Linked DNA regions of Mus musculus: region 1 is linked to region 2. A link is a loop called in an ENCODE intact Hi-C map of the cell type or tissue named here. Cell type or tissue: left cerebral cortex. All regions are shown on one strand. Each heading gives the region's core, and the rest is flanking DNA. Links, peaks and the distances in the headings are about the cores only.

The links. A loop is a pair of places that touch in the nucleus more often than their neighbours do. Peaks named below come from ENCODE experiments on the same cell type or tissue, not always from the same donor. Only the 100,000 strongest peaks of a DNase experiment are listed, where the experiment ranks them.
Region 1: it touches region 2 in a loop (8-fold over the local background); 4 of 42 quality-filtered maps call a loop at or near these places.

The regions. Positions count from the first base shown.
Region 1 is chrX:70,313,531-70,316,464 of GRCm38, forward strand. No RefSeq gene overlaps it. Among named protein-coding and RNA genes, the nearest start is that of Ids, 50 kb to the right of the region's middle. In left cerebral cortex, for the core only: no CTCF peak of the experiment used is centred there; a DNase peak (open chromatin) is centred at 1,603.
Region 2 is chrX:68,949,170-68,952,103 of GRCm38, forward strand. It overlaps the pseudogene n-R5s7. Among named protein-coding and RNA genes, the nearest start is that of Gm6812, 58 kb to the left of the region's middle. In left cerebral cortex, for the core only: a CTCF peak has its summit at 1,823 (motif pointing right); a DNase peak (open chromatin) is centred at 1,754.

The DNA.
Region 1 (2,934 bases), core at 198-2,697, 1.4 Mb after region 2:
GTAGTCCTCCAACCTCTACACTCACTTTATGGCATGCTCCCCCACTTCCACTCCCAACACACAATAAATGAACATTACCTTCTTTTTAAAATTCCAACGATAATCTTCATAGAGCTGAAACCAACAATCTTAAAATACAAAAGACTGCAATTAGCCAAAGCAATCTTCAGCAGAAAGAACAATGCTGGAGGTATCAGAGTATTTGATCTCAAACTATATTCTAGAATCATATCAACAAAAACATCATGGCACTGGTACAAAAAAGACCAGTAGACCAGCTAATTAGAAATAAGAAATATAGATATATATAATCCCACACACCTACAGTCACCTTGGTTAGACAAAGTCTCAAAAACCTACAATAGTGCTGGGAAAACTTGATTTCCACATGTTTACTAACTGAACTAGACACATATTGCTTACCACAAACACACACACACACACACAAAAATTCAACATGGATCAACAATCTCAATGTAGATCCTAAAACATGTTAAGGGCTGAATCCTAGCCACTACAGCACCAGGGAATAGTACTGAGACTTTTAAATTGTAAGACTCTGAAAGAAAACCAGAAATACACTTTGACACAGTCAGTGGTTTTTCTGAGTTGACTCCAATAGCACAGGAAGCAATCCTAAGAATTGACAAATAGGATTGATTAATTTCTCAAGGGGTGTGTGTGTGTGTGTGTGTGTGTGTGTGTGTGTGTGTATGTGTGTGTGTGTGTGTGTGTGTGTGTGTGTGTGTGTGTTATGTTAAGGGATCTTTTCTAGTTTTATGAGAAGTGATGGGGAGTTTTTAAGGTAGTTGGGAAACAGAAATAATGCAATAAATGCATGGCCTAATTGGGGGAGGGCACAGAAGCAGCAGGAGAGGGTCACAGAAGAGGATAATGTAGGAAGGAAAAAGAAAAAAAGTATAGTGAGTGACACATGTATGAAGATGCCATGATGAAACTGATTGCTTTCTATGATAAAACATTTTAAAACAGTTTGTAACAGAGAAGCCAGAACACACATTCCGGGTCTTCCCCTTTAGGAGAATACATAGAGTACTGTTGAAATCTCACAAACAATAGGAAGAAGTTAACTTTAACCTTCCTTCTTAGTTTGGCCAAGTCCTTCCTTTGGCTGATGAGATATGTAAGGAAGTAGGGAGGAGGATTTACCACTGTAGTCATGGTAGCACGAGCAAGGACAAAGGGTCCAGCATTATGAAGAATAACTGGGAACAGAATTCTTGCAACCTGGCTGAGGCATGCAGCAAGAATGATAAATGGGGTTTTCTGCTAAGTACCTGGGACTGCCAACATCATCATTTCTCAGTGTGTACTTACAATCTTGGTTTTTAATATCATAAAGTCCATACATTTATGGCCCTTTATGTATTAGAGAGAAGCTTTTGTGCATGCAAATATTTCTTGATTCTTCTGTCCCCACAATGGGAAAAAGTTATGTATATAGAAATAAAATACTAGCCTCAACTTGTATGTATATCTAAGATCATGTAAGTCATTACAATGTGTTTTTGAGAGTTGCCACTTCACTGCACTATAAAAAGCTTCCTGGAAAAAGTATTAACAGATGGCCTCTTACTCTCTGAGACTGTTAGTAGCACACCAGATGGCAACCCAAATGAGAAGATTCAACTTCAATTCTCTAAACTGAAGGAAATGTGACGCTGGATTTTTAATAGGTGTGCAGCATTAGAGGTAGCAAAGAAATAATCAGTTAAGATAAAACCTCATCACCATGCCTTATTTCAATATGAGTTCCAGGCTTCATTGTCATAATGCTTGGCAAATAGCTCATACCAAATGCTGCAAATGGTTTGCCCAATACAAACCGAATCTTTATTTGAAATGACTGACAGATTTATGGGGTGTAAGGCCAGTCTAAGGAATAAGTGTAGAAGGCATTGGCCCAGGGACTGTGCTCTGTGCCATGGACGCTCCTTTCCCAAGACCACTCATTAGTTTACAACATTAGCTCTTATTGTTGGAAATATTCAACCTCAGCTCAACTGTCAAACTTTTGACAGGAAAGTAATAAGTGTTCTAAGAACTTTATCATCTTTCCAGATGTCCCACTCACCTACCAGTCAATGAAAGCAAGAGTGCAGTTCCCTTCCCAGACATTGCTGCAGTATAGATTTTTCCAGATGCCCTTGCATTCCAAAATAACCTTTCCCCATTACAACTCAGAAAAGAGCACTTGTATTTGCATATCATGGTAGGAAGGTGTCCTTTTGCCATCTGATGTTACATGAGTGAATAACAATTGGAGTCACGAGGTAAACCTCACATTCCAATGTTTTAAAAAGAGCATGGGCCATGAAGTAGGTACTAAGCTATTCCATTGTGTGAACCACCTTCAGTCTTCAAATATGGACCCACTAGGGCCCACCAAATACATGGGGTTTTGGTAAGTGGCTAGAAACATGGTCTGAAATACAAATACACTTTTTTAAAAGCATTTGTATTACTAAGTTGGGACAAATGGTGACTTGCAGCCTCCTTGACTATAATACTTTAACAGGACTTATACCTGATTTGCCAGCCTTGACTATTTCTCCTACTTTGCCCACATACAGTTCTACTACAGGGGTAGAAGAGACACAAAACAAACATGACTGCTACACAGTGAATTAAATGTGGCTGAGAGGATGATCACATTTGCAAAGGACTTATCATGCAAGCATGAGACCCTGAGTTCAGATCCCTTGCACCCATATAAAAAGCTGGCTGAGTCTCCAGAACTCCCTAGAGAATGCCCCCACCCTGACCCACACAAGTACATATATCCATTCATTCTCCTGGCCCTTTGGGATTCTCTCCTTTCTCTATCATGCCTGTGCTTCCAGGAGTCAATGTGGGTGACCTTAGCCAAAATGCCCAACAGTGGGGATATGGAATCTGAAGAGACCACATCTA
Region 2 (2,934 bases), core at 314-2,813:
CGTGAATATTAGGCCATTTTCATGAACTGACTTGTTAATAATATCAATTGAACTTACATAATAAACTTATGGCAATAAAATACATAAATTATCTAGAGTTGGGGCACTCATGAAAATTTCTCTTTTTATGTTAGCGTATCTTTTGGTACCATCCTTGTTGAGGTTTTATTTAGGCAGCATGTTCTTGAGATGGATTTCAGAGATGTAGATTCCCTGGGAGACACAATCTCATTCCACCCCTTATTTGTCCCAACACTTTCCACCCTGCTATAACTTCCAAACAAGCATTTAAAATAATTTTTATAAATGTTTATCTTATCCAAAATTTCATTTCCTTTTATCACTATATCTTTACTTTTTATGATTAATTAATTAATTAATTAATTAATTTTAAAGCCTACAACTCCAGGTATTCGCAGGCAGTCTCCCATCCAAGTCTAACAACCAGGCCTGATCCTGCTTAGCTTCTGAGATCAGACGAGATCTGGTGCATTCAGGGTGGTATGGCCATAGACTATCATTTATTTTTTAATGTATGTATATCTGCATGCCAGAAGAAGATATCAGTTCCCATTGCAGATGGTTGTGAGCCACCATGTGATTGCTGAGAATTGAACTCAGGACCTCTGGAAGAGTAGATAGTCCTTTTAACTATTGAACCGTCTCTCCAGTTCTACAATTTCATTTCTTACAAGAGCCCAAATGGTATAGGCAAGCTAGGCACCATGGTTCCTTTTTTACTGGCAGAAAAAGAAAAAAAGAAAAATGAAAAAAGGTATAAAAGAAAACTTTGTATGGTACTATATCTCGTTAATATTCACATGACTATTTTAATTTAGAGACAAGATTCTAATCCAACTCTCCATTGTTTATGTAATACTATATGTATATATATATTATACACACACATACACATATATACACACATATACACATATATACACACACATATACACATACATACATATAAACACATATATACATATACACACATATATACATATACATACATACACATATACACATATACATATATATACATAATACACATATACACATATACATATATACAATACATATATATACATAATATATATATATACATATATACACATATGCATACACACACACACACACACACACACACACACACACACATATTTGACCTTAAAGCTAGCCCAACTAGCAAACACAGAAGTGGATGATCACAGTCAGCTATTGGATGGGTCACACGGCCCCCAATGGAGGAGCTAGAGAAATTACCCAAGGAGCTAAAGGGATCTATAGGTGGAACAACAATATGAACTAAGCAGTACCCCGGAGCTCTTGTCTCTAGCTGCATATGTATCAAAAGATGGCCTAGTCGGCCATCACTGCAAAGAGAGGCCCATTGAACTTGCAAACTTTATATGCCCCAGTACAGGGGAACCCCAGGGCCAAAAAGGGGAAGTGGGTGGGTAGGGGATTAGGGGGGGTGGGTATGGGGGACTTTTGGGATAGCATTGAAAATGTAAACGAGGAAAATACCTAATAGTAATAATAATAATAATAATAATAATAATAATAATAATAATAATAAAAGCTAGCCCAAGTGTTCCTGTTGTGTAATTAAGGGCTTTTCTCTGAGTGTGCCCAATACAGTGGCTCATTGCAAAGGTGGTGTTAAGACCTCCTTAGAGGAGTGTGTTTCTTGATGTACCTCAGCTTCCCATTGCTGTGCTGTGCATTGGCGAGATGTTGTAATAAACTTGATTGCCAGCCCAGGAAGAGAAGTTAATTAGGCCTTTTCCTAGCTAAGGAGTGTTTACCTCATTTATTACCAGTAGAGGGCACTATAACATTAGAATTAATAGAAGGCTCTGCATGAAGAAAGGATGGTATCATGATTCTACTACAAAGGCAGACTTACAATGATTGATTTTAAATGAGAATGAGAAACTCTTGTAATAGTAGATCATTTTTAACAGTTGAATCTTTTTAGAGCAGTTATTCAAAACCTGCATTTAAATGAAATATCTATATTGCAAAGAAGTAGGCATTGAAACAGCTCAGTTGTGAATTAGAACCTATGTTTGTTTTCCTTTTCCTTGAATAACTTGTTTCCAAACCACTGCTGGAATATTCTTATCATAGAGATCATTCTCATATTTCACTCTTATATCTAAGTCAGTCTCCAAACATTCCAAAATACCTTTAGCATTTGGCTACATATTACCAAGCTTCTTCTTGATTCCCTTTTTTGGTCTTGGAATTTGTGGCAGTTTAATTTCCTTAAAACATTTTCCTGGTTGTAAATATAAAATCAAACTTCATTTTCTAAGTAGCCCTCAGTGTATTTAGATACTTAGGAAACATGCAGTAAGTACAAACCAGTGCCCATAGCTGAGAGAGTGAAATATTGGCTTTTAGTTGCAACCTGATTACAGTATTTTACTAGTCTAAACACTCAGATGCATCACACAATGGCTTTCATGCTGTGGAAAGCTTTGAAATGGATCTGCCTTAAAGATAGATGCATTTACACTTCATATGTTTTCCATCATTTTTCTTACCATTTTGCTGGTTTTCCAAACTAGCTATATTTAAACAAATTCATCCCCCACAGCCATTTTATGCTCTGATTTCACCCTGATGTGGAGTCATGATGCAAAATTGGTGATAGCATGATTGATCATTTTGCTGACAGCATAATCACAAGCACAGGGGAGAAACTTTGCTTTATATCCAGGAAGACGAGAAGCTGCAAATATAATAAGTGAAGCCAAGGTTGGAGGATAGCTTTAATGTTTGGCAGAGTCTCCCCTATCCACTAAGAAATGTACTTTCCCTCCTCAGTCTGTTTCCCAGTTCAAGTTTTCTTAAAATGTTATTTTAAAAGTCTCTTTCCCTTGCCCTCTCCTCAGTTAGAGAATGTAAAGAACACTCCGTCACTCT